Regions from separate parts of the Mus musculus genome. Here regions 2 and 3 are each linked to region 1. Evidence: chromatin loops called from intact Hi-C (ENCODE). Cell type or tissue: left cerebral cortex. All regions are shown on one strand. Links, peaks and the distances in the headings refer to the core of each region. The heading gives the core; the rest is flanking DNA.

The links. Hi-C counts contacts between places; a loop is a spot of excess contacts. Peaks named below come from ENCODE experiments on the same cell type or tissue, not always from the same donor. Only the 100,000 strongest peaks of a DNase experiment are listed, where the experiment ranks them.
Region 2: a loop joins it to region 1, with 6 times the contacts of the local background. A loop is called at or near these places in 19 of 42 quality-filtered maps.
Region 3: a loop joins it to region 1, with 2.1 times the contacts of the local background. A loop is called at or near these places in 2 of 42 quality-filtered maps.

The regions. Positions count from the first base shown.
Region 1 is chr9:51,148,760-51,156,415 of GRCm38, reverse strand. Gm32742 reads left to right here. Exons shown (of 31, transcript XM_017313740.1): 10 at 432-611; 11 at 1,983-2,157; 12 at 3,134-3,249; 13 at 3,894-4,013; 14 at 4,187-4,422; 15 at 4,582-4,703; 16 at 5,380-5,610; 17 at 6,266-6,601; 18 at 6,972-7,352. Among named protein-coding and RNA genes, the nearest start is that of Gm32742, 16 kb to the left of the region's middle. In left cerebral cortex, for the core only: a CTCF peak has its summit at 3,815 (motif pointing right); a DNase peak (open chromatin) is centred at 3,821.
Region 2 is chr9:50,794,238-50,801,893 of GRCm38, reverse strand. It overlaps Alg9 (asparagine-linked glycosylation 9 (alpha 1,2 mannosyltransferase)), which reads right to left. Exons shown (of 15, transcript NM_133981.2): 9 at 1,653-1,775. Among named protein-coding and RNA genes, the nearest start is that of Gm38476, 23 kb to the right of the region's middle. In left cerebral cortex, for the core only: no CTCF peak of the experiment used is centred there; a DNase peak (open chromatin) is centred at 3,315.
Region 3 is chr9:51,052,967-51,060,622 of GRCm38, reverse strand. It overlaps Layn (layilin), which reads left to right. Exons shown (of 8, transcript NM_001033534.1): 7 at 1,067-1,166; 8 at 2,967-3,843. The coding sequence ends at 3,327. The region is part of intron 1 of Gm32681 (a long non-coding RNA gene); the gene reads right to left. Among named protein-coding and RNA genes, the nearest start is that of Gm32681, 10 kb to the right of the region's middle. In left cerebral cortex, for the core only: no CTCF peak of the experiment used is centred there; a DNase peak (open chromatin) is centred at 4,049.

The DNA.
Region 1 (7,656 bases), core at 1,211-6,210:
CATGGTGCACTGCCTGGTTAGGAGCTTTGCTTATCTCTCACGACCTTCCATTTGATCTTCCCTGCCTACCCATCTTTCATCCTTGCACATCTTAAGCCAATCTGCACAGTAACTTATCCTTAGGAACTACGCTCTGCCGTTACACCTCTGGCTACCTTGTCTGTGTCACAAGCGATTTAGTATCTCCTCCTGTTGGACAGAGATCTTCTAAGAGTCCTGTAGACCAAATCCCAGAGCACATAGCCACTTCCCTCTATATGGAGAGTTATCCAATATGAATGGATTTCCCAGGAAACCCCAACTTTTGCCCACTAGCCCCCAAGGATGAATGGTTATCTGGTTAATATTGGAATGCCTGGGCTGCCTCTCTGCCTCCTGCCAGTCTCTGGCAAATGGTGGCACAAAGACTGAACAGGCTTCTTTCTACCTAGTACCTCCGTACTCTCCCCGCTGGGGGCCGGTGCTTTGTGGATGGGCCCTTTGCCATGACGACACCCAGGAATCTTATCCAGACTGGTATTGCCAAAATCCCCAAACCAGTGAAGAAGCCTCACTGGCCAGGAGCCCTGGGGGCGATGCTGTTTCTTCTAGGGCCCTGCCTGATTTTGTTGGTGAGTAGAGCTTACAAGTAGCATCTTGCAAGTCCCTTCCTTCCAATCCTGCTTGTAGGAGGCATCATAATAGCTGCCAAGATGGAGATGGAAGGAAGGATCAGAGGCCTCGGGCCACCAGTGCCATGCCTAACAGAAGGAAGAATAGATACAAGAACAAAATATGACAGATCTGTAGTAAAGCCTTGCATGGGCCCCTGGCCACACAAAGACAGGGCTGAACATTCTCTCTGGGAGGTCAGGATAGACTTTCCAGAAGATACAATCCCTGAGATAGACACAGAAGAGCACGCACGGTCCCTGTGCTAATAAGGGGGTTAGAAAGTCCAGAGAAAGAAGTATCTTATAAATCCAATCAACTACCAGCCAAAGCATTCAGGAGAGGCTGGGAAGATAGGTGAGTAGGTGAAGTGTTTACCTTGCAAGCATGAAGACCTGAACCTGATCCCCAGCACGCATGTAAAACTGAGCACAGCAGCACATGCCTGTAACCCCAGCTTTGAGGAGATGAAGATGAAGATACCCCTGGGGCTTGTTGGCCAGCACCCCTAGTCGAGTCAGCAAGCCCCAGGTCCCAGTTAGAGACCTTGCCTCACAAAACAAGTGGATGGCAACTGAGGAGCAACACGTGGCGTTGACTCTAGCCTCCACATGCATAGACAAAAAGATGCATTAACCTACACACACACACACACACACACACACACACACACAATGAATTGCATTTATACCGAAAAAGCACAGATTTTTTTCTCACCATTATTCTCTAAACAATACATCAGGGCAACTATTTACAAAGTATTTACATTGCATTGGGTAATATACATAAGTATAGATGATCTGAAATACATCACAGGGTGTGGGTGAGTTGTAAACAAATAACATGCCAGCTAATACCAAAGACTTGAGCATCTGTGGGTTTTGGTACCCACGGGAAGTCCTGGAACGAGTCCCTGTGGATATCAAGAGATGACAGCATTAGCAGCAATGTTTCAAAGACACAAAACACCAGTCTTTGGCTCTGGGGACCAAGTGGCTGTGGCTGGAGCCTCTGCCTCTGCAGCCAAAGATAAGGCTAGAACAGCTCATCTTTCTAGCTCTGCTGTGGCCAAAAAGACTAAGGAAGGCTTGTTTTCTAGGCAGCAGATGAGGATACTGAGCGAATGAGAGCTCCTGAGAAGACTTTAGTTTATAATACACAACAGCCTAAGGGCAGGGAAGGGTTAAAGAGGCAGCTACATCGAACAGGGCCTTTCATGGGGTAAAAGCAAAGGAGATGAGATACCCCCAAGCCAAGAGGGGAACTTCTCCAGAAAGGATACCGCTCAGCTTCCTCCTTCCTGCCTTTCCCCGCGGTGTGTGTGCCCTTAGATTCAGTGTAAGAGCCTCAGCTGGGCTCGGAAGGCTGCTCCACACCCCATCTTCAGGACTCACCAGCAAAGATATAATCTTGATGTCTACATGTCCCCAAGGACTGGTATGATATTAGTGAGGAGAGGCCAATCACCCCGAGACTGCGAGGTCCTCAGAGCTGAAGGGAGTCATGGTGAGTGACAATCTGGGATTAGATTCCAAGGGCCCCAAATCCAACTGGCAGGTTCTGCCATGCTTCAACTTCCTGGGTTACTCTTTGCTCAGTCTGCTGCCTAGAAGACATCATTCATCCACTTGTTTTCCCAGAGAGCATTTATTAAGCGGCTGCTGTATACAGATGTTGCTAGGCACTAGGAATACAGTGTAGAGTTGGAAAGAGACATCTGACCACAAATTTGTCAAGTAAAAAAGTAGTACAACCATGCGCAGAGAACTCAGATTAAGAAATGGGGCAGGCCACTGTTGACTGACACACAGATCCGGAACCAACGACCCTAGATTCTCGGGATTCCAAAAGAAATTAGGAAACAGGTTGGTGAAAGAAACCAATTTATTTTTAGGTTGGCCCAATCAGAGAAAGAATCTAATTTCTATCCACCAGGACAGTTTATAGACTATAAGACAGAGGCCAGAGATATGCAAATGTGGGTGTGAGATAGTCGACTGGGTCTTTTCTTGGAGAGAAGGCTAGTTGGACCCAGGCTGCCTCCATGTCTCTGCGTACTCAGTGCTTTCTTTACTGTCAGCATGGAGGGTGTGTTATATTCTTACAAGTTATGTTGTTCCACCACCGAGGGGCAAATTGCAGATCGTATTGTACATCCTGCTGAAGCTCCCCTTCCAACTGTTGCCACTCAAAGTTCAGTCAGAGAGCAGGGTTGGGTTTAAGTTGTGCCTCTAGAACTTCAGTATGCATAAGGCTTTGCAGCAGTGGGGAGGGAGGTCCATGGTCTTCTGACTCCACAAGGCAGGGGTCAGGCACAGCGTTCTGCATTCCGGTCAAGTTTCTCAGAAACACTTGTGGTCCATGCAAGCATCATGCCTTTAGGAGACAGACTGAATCTGCTGAGAACCTGGAAGAAGATACGTTGAAGGTGTGTCTAGATCTGCGTGTGGGGACGCTAATCATACGCCCATCCCTCGCACAGGTGGGACCTGGGAGGACCAGGTAGACCTAGAATGGTTTGACACAGAGGTCTTCTTTGGGATACTGCATCGGCAGTCTCTGACAGTGACGGCCAGTCTCAGCCAAATCAACAAGGAGGTAACTGGAAGGCCCAAAAGGTGCTTCTGTTCATGGCCAGCAGAGACAAGCAGGGCTGGAAGTGGATGCAATGGGGGAGGGGGGATGAATGGGACGTGGGATGGAGCCTAAAGAACTCCGGGGCAAAGGAAAGATAGAAAATTTCAGATTAATTAGGACTGATATTAAGAAACGTATAGACTAATTGACAAGGAAGGGAGGGAGGGAGGGAGGGAGGGAGGGAGGGAGGGAGGGAGGGAGGGAGGGAGGGAGGCAGGCAGGCAGGCAGGCAGGCAGGCAGGCAGGCAGGCAGGCAGGCAGGCAAAGCCAAATAGGCCTTAGATTCCTATCCCTGGTCTTCAGTGACAGACATTGGAAATAAGTCAATACATTAGAAGTCTAAGTATCCAAACTGGCCAGGAGCTGGAGATATATCTCAGTGACAGCATCCGCCTGGCGTGTTGTATGCATGAGGTTTGATCCCCAGCATTGACTTGAGGGGAGAACTTTATTCTTGCCAGTTTTATCCATTTCTTCCAAGTGTCCTCAGAAGCCGGTTCTCTGCCATCTCTCCAGATATTGGCAGTAGAGGGCGCTCTAAGCTTACAGTAAAAAGCTGGTGGCTCTTGGGTGGTAGTCAAGACTGACTAATTCCTCTCTCTCAGCTCAAAGTCCTCTACCGCAAACTTCTGAATGAAGCTGGTTCTCTCCGGCAGCTGTGGGGTGCTCAGCGTGGCACCTCAGCTTCCACTAACCAGATTCTAATCCAGAGAAAGCAACAAGAGGTTGGACTTTGAATTTGCACCTTCCCACCCAGCCTCTGTGCCCTCTCACAGTCCCCAAGCCCTGTCCCCTCCCCACCCCGTCCCTCCTCCCTGCCCCCGCCCCCCGTCCCCACCCCACCAGCCCTGGTGCTTGGAGCCCTACAGGTAAAAGGGGCAATGTGTCTTTGACCCAGGCCGCTAAGGCAGTTGCCATGGCTGCAGAGGAAGAGTCTAGGCAGAGGCGAAGCCTGGTGGGCGAGTATGCAGCAAGCCTTGCTCACCAACTGGAGCTCCTTCACCAAGACCTCTGTGCCAGGCAGGACCAGTGGGCCTCTTTCTACTCAGCGTTGATGGAAGCTCGGTGGCTGCTGAAGGCATCTGCAAGCTCTAGCCCAGAGACGTCCCCACAGCCTGGGCAAAGCCCTGGAGAGTATGTACCTGGTTAGCCTGAATCAGAGGGTGGAATGCAAACCAGGGAAAGAGAGTATGGATGGCTTCACAGAGTTCCAGCAGTAGCGACGTTAAGTGTCCTTTTTCCATCTCTCATTGTCTCTGCACTCTGACCGGCATGCCATATGTGTCTCTGCAGGGTGGATTCTCGGCTGGACACTCTGCTGGGCCGCTTGTCCCAGGCCATGCTGCAAGAAGGTCACCGCTTGAAGGCTTGGGGTTTCCTGGACACTGGAACAGGGGCGGAGCTGCTACAGGCAGGTAAGCACTGATGGCCTCATCAAGGACCTATGGGAACTTAGTCCGTATGTTGAAACTAAATCCCTGCATTCAGGACGTTAGGCACCTCAAAGACCTAAGTCCTTCCCCTAAAACACCTGCAGAGGCAGAAGTGGAAGGGGAAGGACGCGAGGAACCCTGGGAACAGGAGGGAGTTCCTGTTCAATGGCCCCACACAAAAGATGAGGGGAGCTCAGAAACAGGGAGGATGAGGAAGGAAGGCATCACAAATGACAGATTTGCAAACCATATGACACTTCTTGAAAATAAAAGCCTAGCAGATAAATGTGAACAGTCAGGTTTGGAAAATGCTGGGTTTGCCTTGAAAAGATATCCGTTAAAGGCAGAGCAAGTTCTAGAAGTTCTCAGCCCCACCTCAGTACCCACAAAACTTTCCCCCAAAGGACCTTTACCTAGCCTGTAATCTGAGGATACTGGACATTGCAATGGTGATGCTCTGTGCTCAACTCAAAAAAAAAAAAAATTAAAAAGTCTCTATCCTGGGGAGCACTACCCTGGGGAGCACCATTCTTGGGAGCATCATCCTTGGGAGGTTGGGATAAAGTTCCTGCTAACTTCTTCCTGTCTCCAGCCAAGACTCCTAGCCTCCCCAGTCACCTCGGGAGAGGCCCAGCAGGCAGCCTTTGCTTTCCTGCAGCCCCAGCAGGTCCTCAAGAGGGTACTGATGACATCATTGTGAATCCTGTCACCAAGTTGATGGTCCCTGGACCCAACTGTACGATGATACTCCCAGCAAGTGGCCACATAGGGCCCGTACCCCCTGGCTACTTTATCCACCCTGACACTGGGCATGTGCTGCCTGAGGCTGGACACCTGGGATATGATCTGCTGAGCTCAGGGCTGATCCCCATTGCTGACTCTAATGCTGGTAGGACCCTGGCCCACTTCCCAGCCCTAACTTTATTTTGGGCTTCAGAGATAGGGCGATGCTCCCTGGGGACCTCAAGAATGAATGCACACACAGCATGGCTCTGTCCTTGATCAGAGCAAAGCAGTAAACACCTGCTCCTTCACCTCACCCATGACTTCTGCTGGATTCGGGTGGCGCACGCCTTTACTCCAGCAGTGGGGAGGCAGAAGCAGGTGGATCTCTTGTGAGTTTGAGGCCAGCCTGGTCTACAGAGTGAGTTTAGTGCCAGAGAGGCTTCACAGAGAGACTCTGTCAAAAGAAAGAAAGAGGGGAAAGAGGAGGAGGAGGGGGGGGAGGAGAGGGAAGAGGAGGAGGGGGAGGAGGGGGAGGAGAGGGAAGAGGAGGAAGAGGAGGAGGGGGAGGAGGGGAAAGAGGAGGAGGAGGGGGAAAGAGAGGGAGGATGGGGAGGAGGAGGAAGGGAAGGACTGGGAGGAGGAGAAAGGGGAAGAGGAGGAAGAAGATGAGGGGGAGGGGAGGGGGAAGAGGAGGAGAGAGCTGTTCAATGAATGAGAGCAGGTCCCACAGCTGCTGTCTTCCATGATCTACAAAACGGGGAGTGGGGCAGAGGCTAGCAGATGGGGTGTTGCTAACACCTCCCCGTCTCCCTATCCAGGTGATGTCCGAACATCAGAGGCCGCTATTCTCCCCTACATGCCCTACCCAACGAATCCTGTCACAGGCTGCCCAGCAGATACTCACCTGCCCATCCTACAACCAAGAAGAGCATCACAGCTGGGGGCTCTCATGTCTGACCCCATCACAGGCATCGAGGTGCCTGTGCTTGCTGTGACTTTGCATCCCCAAACCAGGGAGTGGCTCACTCTCGGGGGAACATACTGCAGTCCTCTCACCAAGACGTTGGCCCCTTTGGAACTGGGGGGACCCATGGAGGACCCAGTCACAGGAGGCATCGTGCCAATCCTAGGCGTTGGGCTGGATGAACACACAGGTCTCCTGGAAACTATCAATGCCTTCCACCCTGTTGCCCCTGCCTGGCCTAGCTGCCCAGTTTCTCCCAGCCTCCTATCTTCCTCATACTCTGGTCAGGCTGAAAACGATACCCCATTCTCTCTTTCCACTCTACCTCTGCTCCCAACCCTTCCCTCTTCTTCCAAGTTTCCCTCTCCTCTTCCCCCATCTCTACCACAGTATCCCCACGGTAAGTTTACACTAGAAGTAAACCCGAGGGCAGCTCCTCCGTTTTTCTTGCCCTTGGTGCTGCTGTGGCCCTGCCCTGCCTTCCTTCTTCCCTGTGCCTTGCATGTTTATACCACCACAGGTCTCTTTCCCACTTAACCCTCTAGGTGTCTTGCTTCCAGGTCAGGTGCTTGCCGTAGGAGGGCTTCGAGATGCCACCGGGAGCCTCTTGATGCCTGGTGACAGCTTTGTGGAGCCACTGAGTGGGAAGACAGCCCGGCTCCTGGGAGCTTCCCAACAGGCAGGGCAGATATCAGCCCACGCAGGGGGGTCACAGGCCCTGCTGGATGCCAATGTCTTGGTGGCCCAGAGGCAAGTGATTATGATGCTCCAGCAGTGTCGGGAGACCACAGGATCCGGGGCCCAAGAACTGCTGGAGTCTGCCACAAAGGGCATGAGACAAGCCCTGGCCCTCAGTCTGCACCACATCCTCCAGCAGGCTCAGAGGCTGGAGAGGCAGTTGGCAGCAGCGCATGACATTGAAGTCAGTGGTGGCTGTATAGGTATGTGTTGCTTTGGGCCTTGAAATCCCAGCCCCAGAATGGCTCCATATTTCAGTTCCTCACAGCACAGAACAGGGCGCCTCAGCTCGGCTGGCCTTGCATATGTGTGGCCAAAATAAGAGACAAGTTCAGGACCAAACTCTTGTCAGTGGCTTTAGGCTGCCTTCCTCGTCCATCCTCCTAATTACTCCAGTAAGTCTGATACTTTGTGTTTATAAAATGAACAGTCTTGCGATCTCATAAGGTTCCCAGGCTCATAACCAGCCTGACACCCATCTTACATGGGACCCTACCAGACAGGGAG
Region 2 (7,656 bases), core at 1,075-6,074, 350 kb after region 1:
ATATATATCATTTTAATTCTTTTTCATTTAAATGTGATACTATGCCCTAGGGCATCCCATAAAATATCTCAGCTTAGGCATCAACCCTCATCCTGACAGTCTGTTGACACCAAACAGAGAGGAACACACTCCTAGATCTTCCAAGAGATCTAGAGAGGGAGGTATAACATACAAGATTTGGTTAAAACACATGGGAAAGTAGAGTTAGTGGGTAAGAGAGCTTAGTAGAGTCTAGCTGGGTGAACATGTCTGCAATGTGTCCCGCACTAGCACTAAGGCCTCCTCAAACTAGCCAATCCAAGTTTTGCATAATCCTTTCATGCACACACCAGCAGGTTTGTTAAACTAGGCATGGAGGGGGGGGGTGTCAATTCTGAACCCTCTGTCAGGCCCCAGCCCAGTCTACTCCGTTTTCTTTTGCTGTCCAACTGGCTTCCAAACCCTATTCCCTGGAGTGCTAGGATTCCAGGAGTGTCACCAAGCTCAGTGACACTGTTCCCCAGGAAACAAAAATACTCTAATAGGAAGTTTCCTTTTTATGTTTTCGCTCTTTCTCTATAATATGCATCTACTCCAAATCACAAAACTGGAACCAACATGTACTTAAAGAATCAGGAGGGAGGGAGGGAGGGAGATGGTGAATCCAAGACCATCTTGACAGTGAGAGGTGCACATGGACTGCAGACCAAAGGCAGACACACAGCACCCCCTACTGTTCATTATGCCTATAGCTTGACAGGCAAGAGTCCCCTCAGGGTCTGATTTATCAGCTCCCCAGACTGGTTACTCTTTGGAAGTAAACCCTCCTGACCTTGGACCAGTGAGATGGCTCAGTGGGTGATGAGATGTATCCTGCCTTCCAAAAGCTGTCCTCTGACTCCACACGTGTGCTACCTGCCCCTCCCTCCCTCTCCCTCCCTTCTCCCCACCCCCACAAATCATGGTCTAAATCTTTTTAAATGAGTGAAGATTCCCCTCACTGTCTAGACAGCAAGTGCTTTCTAAACCATTAGCAAGAGCAGCTGAACGGGTGAGAAGGGAAGATCAATCAGCGGGTGTCAGATCCAGCTGAGATGCTGACAGTCCATCTTCCCAGCCTCTCAGGAACTTGTGCTCAGATGTGTCTTCCACAGGGCAGGCACCGGACACCCAGCTCCGTGGCTGGAGACCCAGGTCAGGCTGCTCTCCTGCTTCTGCAGTGACAGCATAACCACACTGAGCTCCCTCCCTTAAGACGGGTCCTCGGCCTTCCTAATGCTGCGGCCCTTTAACACAGTTCTCCATGTTCTGAAGACCCCTCAACCATAAAACTATTTTCATTGCTACTTTATATAACTAATTTTGCTACTATTATAAATCACAGTGTAAATATCTGATATGCAGGACATTTGATATGTAATCCCCAAAGGAGTAGTGACCCACAGGTTGAGACCCACTGCCTAAGGGGCTACAATGTTCTCTGTCTTATTTAATTCAAACAATTAACCAAACTTTAACATGGGTTTATATAATCTATAAATGCAGACTGCAATCTCAGACACTCAGCCATTCCCACAGAGAGAAAATGGAAACTAAAAGAAGCAGATTTCCACACAACCTGCTGCTTGCTTCCTCCTCCCACAAACCAAGCGTATCTTACGCGGCTCGCTCACCATGGAACCTCTGCAGCAGGTACTCCATAAGGAAAGTCAGTGGCAAAACCAGAAGAGCCAAAGCAAAGGCAACATTGAAGTTCAGAAATCCATTGATTAAATAGAAATACCATGGTTCTGTACCTGAGGGAAACGGATGGGAAATCATTAGTGATGCCTTCAGCACTGTCACAGCACATGTAACTTCCTTACTCTCCTGCTCAAGCAACACTGACAAGCCAACACTCAACTAAATGGAAACCCATAAGCCTGTGCTCTCCCTGGTGCTCCGCTGTGCACAGGAAGCACAAGAGCAGAAGACGGAAGGGCAGACTGGTGAAGACGCTATAGATGTGTACCATTGGGCTTGGACTATTTCACTTTATTCCCATCATCTCCTCTACCATAGAGGATGCACAATTGTCCTCTAAAGGATACAGTGATGCGGTGCCAGTGCACCAGCAGGCTTGAACATACGAGAGCTTTCATACTGGACTCCCAGCCTCCAGAAGGAGAAGTGAGTCTATGCTCTTCATTACCTCGTCTCAAGTATTCTGTTACGATGGCACCTACAAACTCAAATGGCTATTTGCAGTGCCTACTCCCAAACGCCACACCCACATGGGACAAACACGTTCTCTAATAGTGGTAGCTTAAGAGCACAGAGCTATAGGAAACAAAAAAAAAAAAAAATCATTGGAATTTTAACTGGGGCTTCAAGTTCTGCATTCAATATGTAGGCCAAATGATCAAAGCCAATAGATAAACTTACTTGGAGCTATGTAACCCCTTGAGAAGTTCAATTACTATTTTATACACATATAAGATACCATGTATTTCGTAAGAGGGAATAACTCATGGCCAGGGTTAGGGATAAGTTGAGTGGTAGGGTATTTGCCTAGCATTCATGAAGCCCTGGGTTTAGTCTTCGTAGAACCAGATACACACACCATAATTACATATATATTTAATAAAAATCAACAGCTTAATTTTGTGTGTGTGTGTGTGTGTGTGTGTGTGTGTGTATTTTATGTGTATGTATGTGCAGGTGCTTATAAAAGCCAAAGAAGGCATCAGATGCCTGGAGCAGTGGTTCTCAACCTGGGAGCCGAATGATGCTTTCATGGGGGTCATAACAGGTATCCTGCATTTCAGAGACTAACATTACAATTCATAATATTAGCAAAAATTCCAGTTATGAAGTAGCAAGGAAAATAATTTTATACCACATGCATAATACACAACATGTATTAAAGGGTCAGAGCATTAGGAAGGTTGAGATTGCCCACCCTAGAACTGAAGGTACACGTAGTTATAACCTGCCTGACTTGGTACCAGGAAACCAAACTTAGTTGCCTCTATGAGGGCAGCAGACACTCTTAGCCACTGAGCCATCTTTCCAGCCTCGCCAGCTCCACTCCCCCAACCTTGGCTACAGATTAGATCAGAGACCCAGGTCCTGCTCAGAACTCAAAGGACACAGAAAGAAGCAAAATGGCTGAAACAAATCTCATTCTCACTAGTTTTTATTCTGTAATTCAAAATCCTTAAGCCTAAGTGGTAAGAACTAGCTCCCTCCCTGCACATGAGCTGTTTTCCTCTCTGCTTTTCCCCCTGTATGATTGCTTCAATCAGGCAGTGAATGACACGTGTGGGCTTTAATCAGTGTGTGTTGTGACATCCGTCTTGCGCCACAGCAATTCCCTGCAATCAGCATTGCTTAAAAAGGTAATCAGGAGGCAGAGAACACTCAAAAACCTAACGCTTTGTGGCTTGCACAGCAAAAATAAGGTCAGAGACTAAAATCATAATGCCAGCAACACTTGGAGGAATGGGAGGGCTCACTGAGGAAGGGCCCGCTTCAATTGTGGGCCACCTCTGGGGAAAGTTCACTCCTGCTCACAGACAGCTAAACGGTAGGAATGGAAGTCTGTCTCCAGCAGGTCATTCAGGACATCTTTAATCTTGTCTTCCCCATGTCTCTAAGTTAAATAAACCCTCTGGAGAAATGTCTTCTCTGGGTTTCAATTAGTAGGAGCATTTTTTCTAAACTAAATCCTTTAGGACCCAGCTTTCTGAGAGGTGACTATCCACTCTCTCCCGCAATAAGAAGACAGGGCAACCTTTGACTCATTATATTTCTTAACAAAAGTCTAGAAATCTAGGCCTGTGGAGAAAAGAGACCAGCCAGAGAAGATGGGGGCCTTCCTTCTCTGTGCAGCCATGACGATGCTAAGCATCGGAGGAGGGAAGCTGCCTTCTCTCTGGTGCTTGCTCATACAGGTGCTGTCTTGGCAAGCACCCCCATTTTGAGCAACTGTCGCTACCATCGCTTACTATACCATACCTTCTATGTGATCTTCGTGTGTTCATTTATCAAGCTCTCAGCTAGTCTGTGCACATTTCCTAATAGGCTTACTTCCCTGAAGGATGGAGCAAGCACTGGGGAATAAGCCAAAACTGAAGAAAGGTCAACTGACCAAAACAAAACAAAACAAAAAACCCAAAATAAATAAATAAATAAATAAATAAATAAAATAACAAAAGACAAAAAAAAAACAAAAAAAAGGAAAAAAGGAACAAAAAATAAAATAAAAAGGTGACTTTTAATTCGGCTAGCGGGTGTCCCCCATATTCAATGGCTTGCATGCCCTAAGAGTGGCAGCTTTCATCTCAGGCTTTACCATGCTGATGCTCACAAGGCTAGGTCCAAGTTGACAGTGCAAGAAAATGCACCTCAGGTTGGCAAGCTGAGCATTTGGGGGGAGGGGACACAAGAGGACTCTGTAGCAGGCTGGCAGCAGGGTCTCCCTGTGTAGGCAAAGTGCCTCTGTTCCTTCCACTCAAATGAGCTAAGGGAGTCTTCAAAGAGGCTAAAAGAAGGAATCATGTTTATTAATCCATAGACTGAATGATGGGAAACCTGTTTTGCAAAGGCCTATAATTTTATACGACAGTGGGACCTAAATAATAGATCTTCTTACAAATGTCACACTAGCACCAAGAAGCCAGGGTAAGCAAGAGCAGAGGCTGCAGGACAGCACTGCCTGCCAGTCAACTCTAAGCGGGCGCCATCAGACCCCTAGGAGGCATCACGTCAGCTTACGAACAACAAATGGTGGGCACTATAACAAAGGCACTCGCTCTCCTGGCCCTCTGAGACCTTCCCTTGGGTAACAGGAGGGATGATGGCAAACATCCACAGACTACAGGATCCTGACCTAAGGTGCAAAGCGCAGGTCTGGGACAACTCAGTGATCTCTGCATGAGGAGCACGGGGCAAGGGGCCAGAGAGCACCATCTGAGAACTTGAAACCCTACCAGAGGCAGAACTCAGGACTTTCTGACCTCTGACTCCCATAGGCATGGCCTGTCCATGACTCTGCAGTTCCAGTCTACACTGCTCTGTATTTCCTGAATGCCTTGTTCTTTCTCAACAAAATTATCCTGTGTGAAGCACGCTGCGTGCGTGTGTGTGTGTGTGTGTGTGTGTGTGTGTGTGTGTGTGTGTGCGCACGTCACTCCATCATCCACACTGGCCAGGGCTCCTGACCATCTTTCAGCCAAAATGTGCAGAACTTCAAACGAGTAACTTCTCAGCCATCCTTTGGGTTGGACCTGCTCTCTATATCTTGCAACTCATGCTCTCAGATTTCTTCTTATTATTTCATGTGCATGAGCGCTTTACCTACATGTAAGGCTGTTCACATGCGCAAGCCTGGTGCCTGTGGAGGCCAACAGAAGGCACTAAATCTCCTAGAACTGGATGTAAAGTTGTGAGCCTCCATGTAGGTGCTGGGAACTCAACCTGGGCCCTCTGCAAGAGCAGCCAATGCTCTTAAATGCTAAGCATTTCTCCAGGCCCCAAGCTCCTTCTTTTTATGAGTCTATTCTGTAGCTTTGATGACCAAATCCCAGAGTTTTATGAAGGATATTTTTAGTGGAGAAAAAAACACAAGCATATAGAAACCGGAGAACCCGGGCTCTCACCCTTGTCTGCAGCTTTCTTAACCATTTTGCACGTTCCTCCCTATCTCGATTTCATGTCCTCATCAGGAAATAAAGATAATGCCTAGCTCATAATTTTTCTAACAAGAGGATCACAATTTGTATAAAATTTCTGCCAGATAATAGCTAATTCAGTAAGCCTAGGACATCAAACACCTAGAGGAGGGTAGAGGGTTTTTTCCACTGACGTTAAAAAGGGGGAACCACCTCAGGTCTGGAATATATGCTATTTAACGCTGGAAAGATGGCTCCGTGGCTAAGAGCACCTGCTGCTCTTCCAGAGGACCAGGGTTTGATCCCAGCATCTGCATCAGACTGCTTACTCCAGTTCCAGGGGGTCTGCCGCCCACTTCTGGCCTCCAAAGGGACCAGGCACTTAGATGGTACACAGACATACATGCACGCAAAACACCCACATACACAAAGTAAAATTTAAAACTTTTTAAAATGCTATTTAAGCCAGCAAATTATAGAGCATCTTTTTGATACCAGAAACAATAAAGAGGCTATTTCCATGCTTACACTCTAACAGAGTCTCAAGTCACCTTGCTTGAAACGTTTGAAACGTCAACCTTTGCTGTAAAAGGAGCTTAGAAACCTCGTATTTAGGTTGGACATGTAGGTCAGTGTGCATTATTTGTCTGGTATGTTCCAAACCCTGTTTCCATCTGTGGCATCTAAAACAAACCAGCCAGCCAATCCTAACATTCACACTTTCCTCCACAGCAGCGCAGCCCTGGGAGCCAGCATAGCCCTGCCCAGCTCCTCCAAGGCTCCACTCCAGAGTCACACTGATCCTGACTCCACCAGAGGGACTTGTCCCTGTGACCGTCTGCCCACAGCAGAGAATCTACTGTATTACACTTACAGTCTTGGCAGTCTTATAAAATAGCAGGTTGTGTCAGATGAGAGCCAAGTTCTCAAATGTCATTTATTCAATATTTCTTTAACTGAACACTACACATTAACCCAGAAAGGATTAGCAGGCTTGTTGTGTTCTTACATATGAAAAACACATGCAAAAAAACTATCACCATAATAAACTTTTAATTTTCAGGTAAAGTGGGTGCCTACAATAGCTAGTGAGGCACTTCAAACAGGAAAGTCTTGTAAAATAGCAAAAGAATGAAAAATCGTGTCAAAACTTCACACGAAAAAGTCGGACCTCCAGGACAAGAGCACCCCACCTCCCTGATGACTTCACAGCAGCAAAGCACCCACAAAAGCTGGTCCTCGATACTGAGCCAAAGGACAGCCAACAAGTATTTTAAAGGAACTTATATGTGCTATTCTCATTTCGTATCACGAAAAATCTCAAGTCAGCACTGTATCCAACTAAAGCAGTTCTAAGACAGAGCAGCAATGACTGATACTCTAAAAAGCAACCATTCGTTCCTTCTTGATAACTTTTTACTATAAACCTACAATGCACAGGAGTCCCAGCTTAAGGCTAGGATAGCAGTAGTCTCTCTGCAAGAGGCATGCTGAAGCAAGAATGAGTTAACACTTAAAGAACAGAAATCAGCCATGGTGTCGACAGGACTTACTGAAGGAGGCAGAGGAAGGAGGAGGAGCGCCAGTGTGAGACCTCCGAGCTCCAGGACAGCCAAGGCTACACAGAGAAACCCTGTCTCAAAAACAGAACTCAAATTCAAATTCTGGTCAGAAGAGAATCTGTGTTCCTGGGCAACTTCTATGCAGCGATCCTTGAGGCCAGCTCCCTACAGTCCCTAAAGTACACAATTGCTTCCATGGCTGGTGGGACAATCCCTACAGAGTTTTGGCCACTGCTGAGATACTAACCACTAGTACTCTACATCCAAAAGAACAAAATTAGATTGAGTACAATTAAGGCAGATTTATAAAGTGGCACACAACTTTAAAACTCTTCTCAGCCAAACACTGGATGAAGCGATCATCAGACGCCAGTGTCCAAGGAAAGACTGGCTCCAGCTCTACTATGCCCCAAACCTAGCACAGGGCCCTCTAACCAGGCCCCTGTTAAACTAGGAGCATC
Region 3 (7,656 bases), core at 1,516-6,515, 96 kb after region 1:
CCTTACCATAAATTCTGTGCTGTTTAAGAGGTTTGTGAATAAAAATTCACTCTTACATGAATCTTATATTCAATCTTACATCTTAAAAAATTCAGAACCTTTCTACCAATGATCGGAGATGAAGGATAACCAAACTCTTTATTATCCAATAGATATAAATATGTAAAAATATCTTTAAAAGAGAATAAAGAGCTGTCCAAAATAAGTGGCATTTCTATAACTTAAGACGGGCATTTTAAGTGAATCCTCCATTTTCCGAGTGTGTCTGTTGTTTTTGCTTGTTTTGTTTTGTTTTGTTTTGTTTGATTGTTGTCAAGTTTCTCTGGATGGTCAGGAACCTTGGATCAGTGGAAAAAGAAGGGTTAGTCTCTAATCCTTGATTTCTCTCACAGCCTCTGAAGGGAACAACATCCAGTTCTGGTTCAGAGATTACAGAGTTAAGTGGGGAAAAAGAAGACCCCTTAAATGTTCTTCCCAGCACTTAGGGATTTAGCCGATGCCACTTGGCCTTAGTCAGATGTGCTGGGAAGGTCTGATAGTCTCCTCTATGTGATCTTTCTCTTCCCTGCAAATGATCCTGGGACTTTTGGCTTGATCTTTTTCATGCCTCTTGCCTCTCCAAGCCTGGGAATTTCTGTGGAAGCAAAGACATCTACACTGCCCCCACCAAGCCCTGTTTCACTAAGAAGTACATGGAAAAGGAGGATCTTTGAAAAAGAAATTATCAAAGATGATTTTACAATATATACAAGACTCTAAACTTTAAACTTGCTTACATTGCCACCTAGATTAATTGGTTAGATAGAAAATGCTCATTTGTTGAAACTAGGGACTCTGCTAACTAGACAACTGCATCTATCTCCTAGAATGTGCTGTTTAGAATATTCTAATGATTGTGCTTTTTAAAGCCTGATTTGAAAACATACATGCACACACACACACACACACACACACACAGAGAGAGAGAGAGAGAGAGAGAAAGAGAGAGAGAGAGAGAGAGAGAGAGAGAGAGAGAGAGAGAGAGAGAGAGATCACTGGGCTAATACATGATATTTTTCTTTTTCAGAGGCTGCTTTGAATCTTGCCTACATCCTAATTCCCAGTATTCCCCTTTTCCTCCTACTTGTGGTCACTTCAGCTGTATGTTGGGTTTGGATCTGTAGAAGGCAAGTAGAACTCTCATCATGCAAACCTTTGCTCCCTCTGCACTAGGATGTTGCCTGGCTGGCATCATTAAAGGCCATGACAACTCCAAGAGAAGGACCACTATAGAACTGAGAGTAAATTCTGGCAGGACACGAGGTCTGCATGCCAAACAAGCAGCATGCTTCTCTGAGCATCTGTGCTGAGTTGTGATTACGCTAGCAGTCCTACGTGCTTTCTCCTCTGTGTGTGTGGAAGATTTTTAAGCAAAGTGGAAGGTAAAACACTGTTATTCACTTCCTGTGCACCCACAGATCACCCAGTAAAGTGTTCTCCTAAATGTAGGTCCTCGTTCCAAAAATGTTTGTTGAGTAAGGAATGACTAATGGGCCACATGAAAACTGTGTGTTCCAAGGGATTCTGGGAAGCATCTGACACAAAGCCACTTTATTCAGAATGAATCAGCCAAATTCTTTTAAACTGACTTTTCTTTTAAATTATTTCAAAAGTGTATTGTTGCAAAGAAGCTAAACTAGGTAGCATAGGCAGCCTCTGTATGTAGTCTGGATGGCGTGCTGGTGTATTTTAAGTGCATGCAACTGTTCTCTGTTCACACTGTTGTTCCCTGTCATCAAGGCAGACACTAAAGGAGGAGAGCATTCTCACATTTACAGCAGAAAAATCAGAGTCCACCTGGAGTTGAACTCACTTTGATGAACATTGAGATACATTTGTAAAATTCCAATGCAGAACCTATTTCATTTAATAATCCCCTCAAACGTTTATTATGAGTATGAGCAGTGTGTGTGTGTGTATAGATAGATAGATAGATAGATAGATAGATAGATAGATAGATAGATAGATCTTATATAAACACTCAAAAGAATTGGCCATTACTATAATCATTTTTGTTGGTAATTCTCTTGAATTTAAAATAGAATTGAGTTAAACAATTACAGATACATTTTTCCGATGACTTATCTACAATTGGTTCTTGATTGCTACTTTTAAATGCATTTGCCCCTTTGCCAGGACAAGGGAACATTCTTTCTCTATCTGTCTCTGTCTGTCTCTCATGTGTCCGTTTGTCCTTCTTTCCTGCTTTTCTTTCTTCCATATTCATTTTTAAGTGGTCCTAGGAACTCAGGGCTTCACACATGCCAGACAAGTTGCATTTGGTTGGCTATATCCCCATATCCTTAAACAATACTTTTAAGTGTTACAAACAAAATGCATTGATAGAAGAAGGAAGCAGTTATACTATTACAGAATTTAGCAAAAATATTTCCCAAAACGAATTGTGTTTCTTTATTAGTGATTTTTAGTGGTGGGTATAATTATAATATTGAAGTAGCGGTAAGCATGAAATATTTCAAAGCAACTCTAATAACTGATATGGTATAGGAATGTGATTTCTGTTGGTGGTAGAGTCAATGACATTATTAATCCTACTCTTGTTTATTGTCTATACTTATGGTAGAATGTGACTAATTTTGTTTAGAGATGAGTTTTGTTTTATTGTTCAATTGGTTAAGGTTTGGTTTGGTTTGGTTAGGTTAGGTTTAGTCTAATTTTTTCCTACTGTTTTCTGGCCCCACATTTCCGAAGGAGTCCTAGAACTAAGACAGTGAATGGTAGGTGTAGGAAGACCAGAATAGAACAGTTTCCTGGGGTGTCTCCTACCTGACTCACAAAGCCTGTTGGTGTAGGTAGGTGAGAAACAGAGCAAGGTGACTTCCTGAGGTCACTTCATCCACTTCAATAGAACAGGGACATTCTCAGGACCCTGGTCTCAAATACTCAGCCTGGTTCTCTTCTTTTAGAAAACGAGAACAGACAGACCCTAGCACAAAGGAGCAGCACACCATTTGGCCCACTCCTCGCCAAGAAAACAGCCCCAACCTAGATGTTTACAATGTCATCAGAAAACAAAGTGAAGCTGATTTAGCTGAGCCCCGGCCAGACCTGAAGAACATCTCCTTCCGGGTGTGTTCTGGGGAAGCTATGCCTGATGACATGTCTTGTGACTATGAAAACATTGCTGTGAACCCTTCGGAAAGTGGGTTTGTGACTTTGGCAAGTATGGAGAGTGGATTTGTGACCAATGACATCTATGAATTCTCCCCGGACCGAATGGGGAGGAGCAAGGAGAGTGGATGGGTAGAAAATGAAATATATTACTAAGACACAGGAAAAACCTGGCAAGAATGCAAAAGGAGAAGCAAAGGCCTCCGATTTCTTACAAGGACAATATTCAGAAAGCTTATGAAAATGCCCAGCTCAGTCTTAGGGGCAAGCACAGCATCACAAGTCCCTACTGGGTCCCCAAGTTCTGGCTGTACTTCTTATCTGAGGGCCTCATCCTGCTGAGCCTTCTGAGAAGGCACTTTGCCCAGGGGCTGCTGCACAGCAGACTCAGTGATTGTCAGCCAGTGGCTTCTAACTGATATCTGAGGGCTGGTGCTTTCACTGCTCAGCATGAAGGGCTGACCAGGGAGCTTGGAAAGCCCACCTCTAGGTTCTGTTTTCCTTGCTCTATACAGCAGCACAGGCAATCACAAAAACACAAACTGTGGAATCCTCTCAAAGCCTCTGTATGGATGCCTCAGGCTGGCCTGCACATCAATAATTAATTCCCAAACCTGCACCCCCACCCCGCCCCTGAAAAATATCCAATAAAAAGCAGGAAGTAGAATGTTAGTCAGTCTGTGTCTACAGCCTTTCCTCTGCATGTGGCCTCAGGGGAACTCTTTTTTTTTTTTTTTTTTTTTTTTTTCATTCTCCCGACATCTAAACTTGGAAAAATCCAACTTGGAAATACTTTAGAAAGTAAAAATGAGCTCTGTGTTTGCTTCAGGGCTTCTTGTTCTCTGGGCTCAGACAGTATGTGCTGTTCTGGGGATGGGTGGCAGCAGCCTGGGAACATGACTGTGTGCTGGACTGGTAAAGAGTAGACATACTAAGGATAAGGAGAGGCAGGCTTCTCACTATCAGAGAAGGCAGCCACAGCTACCAGAAGGGAGGAAACTGGAATAGGTCCTATTGTGTGCAATGGAAATAGTGACAGTGCTGTCACTGTGGAGCTTTATGTATTGAGTATCCATGAATATGTATATGTATATGTATATGTATATGTATATGTATATGTATACTCTCCATTAAATAAGCCAGTACTCCATGAAATTGGATGACTGGAGGGCAGAAGCAGAAGAAATATGAGTTACTTGAGTAATGAAAAGGAAATAATGGATACCTAAACATAGGTAGACTTAACAGGTTTATTGTTCTACAGGAACCATGCCCCCCCCCACCCCCCACCCCCCGCACATCACAATGGCCTATAATGTATTTATGAATAAATATGAGAAAGGAGCTCAAGGGTAGCAAACACAAAGTCATGATAGAATATTATAAAACTATAAAAAATTATAAAATTAGAAAATGTTATATTTATTGCCTTGGTTCACCAGTACACATTGTATATTTGTGCTGTGAAGTGACATTATTGTTAAAACTTACATTTAAAGAGACTAAGAATGAGAGAGGTCATTTGTGAAACTTTACACCACCACCAAGCAAGAACGATTGGGAATCAATAGATCACAGAAACCAACTCATAATGGCCCATCTTCGGTAATGTGGAATAATTTAAATATTAAATCGTGGGCTGGTGAGATGGCTCAGTGGGTAAGAGCACCCGACTGCTCTTCCGAAGGTCCAGAGTTCAAATCCCAGCAACCACATGGTGGCTCACAACCATCCGTAACAAGATCTGACTCCCTCTTCTGGTGTGTCTGAAGACAGCTACAGTGTACTTACATATAATAATAAAATAAATCTTAAAAAAAATATTAAATCGTTAAAAGTAAAAGCGACAAAGAGAATGTGACTCATTAGATACACCAGAAAAACATGGGCATATGCTGACACAAAATAAGTGAATAAATTAAAGCTTTGATGTAGAATGGGATATTTACATGATTTCAGGTAAAGATCATTATTAACAAAAGTCACCCAACAGGCAAAACGCCACCTCAGTCAACTGATCGGTGTGAACACTGTGGATGACAGGCCTGTACTGAGATTGTCCACCTCACATTGTGGTGTGGTGAGAGGGACATGGCATCACATCTGCGCTGTCTCAGTCAAAGAGGAAGCCTTACACAACAATAACTTGATGGACAATCTACAAAGTAACTGGACCTGGATAGCAAGCCTGAACTCTGATGGAGGACAGTAGAAGTGATGGCTGCACACGCGACTTGATCCTGAAATGGACCCCTCTTTTCCTGTAACGAAAAATATAGGAAAAATGTGGATGAAGTCTGAGGATGAAATGATAAAATGTGTAGTGCTAATTTCTTGACTTTAATGTTGCATTTAGGATATGTCCTCATGATGCCGGGAATGTCTTCATAGAAAACACACAGTAAGTAATAAAGGACAATGGACCGTCAGGTCGACCACTTTCCCTCGTGTGATTTGGGGACAGGGATGCTCTTTGCTCTGTACCTGCAATCTCTTCTCTGTTAGAAAGTATTTAAGGAAAACCATTTACAAACATCACTTCTATAACTATTGATCACATCACTTACACTATACCCATTCATCTGAAGTCAATACACAGGCTATGCTGACAGCATCTAACAGTCTTTAAACCAAGACAAAAACAAATGAATTTCTGAGAGAACCATCATCATCAGTACCTAGCTCCAGGTGCCGGCCCATTTCTCAGATCTTTGCCTTGCCCTTACAGGCAGCAGGGAGTTATGATGAGCACCCTGCAAAAGCCAATTCAGAGACTCCTTTCTCCCAGTACTGCCCATATATCCCCCTCTAGAAATGCAAATCCGTAGTATGACATAGAATAAATAAACACTAAGGTGTCTTCTAACTCTAAAATTATTTTATTTCAATATTGTACTGGCTTATGTTGAGTATTTGACAGCCTCCTGAACTTGTAGTAGGACACACATAATAACAGAGACAGATACAAATATGAAATTGCAGGGAATTGCACCCTCAGAGGAGAAAACATTTCTGTACAGACCTTCCTTTGTCTCTTTCTACAGAAGGCCAGTAAATGGTTACTAATTGCTAACTAATCTTAAGCTATCAGCGAGTCTTGAGATTGAACATCAGAAAAGGTGACCAGAATGAGTTATTGGATCACCCAAAATATAGTAAGGCCAGTTATAAAGTTTCCTAGAAATATGGGTTTATTAAATGTATAATAACCTTCCAAATAGGTACTTGAATATTAGATAGCATTTCCATATACTAATAAGAAAATTTAGTCTATCTTAAGGAGCTCAAAGTTGGGGCTGTAGTGTTTGTTAATCTTTGTTTTCACAACAGTTTATAACAGCTTGACAACAATAATAGGAAAGACCAATACACTAAGAACTTAGCCAGAGGAACCACCAGACTGATTTCCAGAATGGTTGTACAAGCTTGCAATCCCACCAACAATGGAGGAGTGTTCCTCTTTCTCTACATCCTCGCCAGCATCTGCTGTCACCTGAATTTTTGATCTTAGCCATTCTGACTGGTGTGAGATGGAATCTCAGGGTTGTTTTGATTTGCATTTCCCTGATGATTAAGGATGCTGAACATTTTTTTTCAGGTGCTTCTCAGCCATTCGGTATTCCTCAGGTGAGAATTCTTTGTTTAGCTCTGAGCCCCATTTTTTAATGGTGTTATTTGATTTTCTGGAGTCCACCTTATTGAGTTCTTTATATATATTGGATATTAGTCCCCTATCTGATTTAGGGTAGGTAAAGATCCTTTCCCAATCTGTTGGCGGCCTTTTTGTCTTATTGACAGTGTCTTTTGCCTTACAGAAGCTTTGCAATTTTATGAGGTCCCATTTGTCAATTCTCAATCTTACAGCACAAGCCACTGCTGTTCTATTCAGGAACTTTTTCCCCTGTGCCCATCTCTTCAAGGCTTTTCCCCACTTTCTCCTCTCTAAGTTTCAGTGTCTCTGGTTTTATGTGGAGTTCCTCAGAAAATTGGACATAGTACTACTGGAGGATCCTGCAATACCTCTCCTGGGCATATATCCAGAAGATGTTCCAACGGGTAAGAAAGACACATGTTCCACTATGTTCATAGCAGCCTTATTTATAATAGCCAGAAGCTGGAAAGAACCTAGATGCCCCTCAACAGAGGAATGGATACAGAAAATGTGGTACATTTACACAATGGAGTACTACTCAGCTATTAAAAAGAATGAATTTATGAAATTTCTAGGCAAATGGATGGACCTGGAGGGCATCATCCTGAATGAGGTAACCCAATCACAAAAGAACTCACATGATATGTACTCACTGATAAGTGGATATTAGCCCAAAAACTTAGAATACCCAAGATATAAGATACAATTTGAGAAACACATGAAACTCAAGAAGAATGAAGACCAAAGTGTGGACACTTTGCCCCTTCTTAGAATTGGGAACAAAACACCCAAGGAAGGAGTTACAGAGACAGAGTTTGGAGCTGAGACAAAAG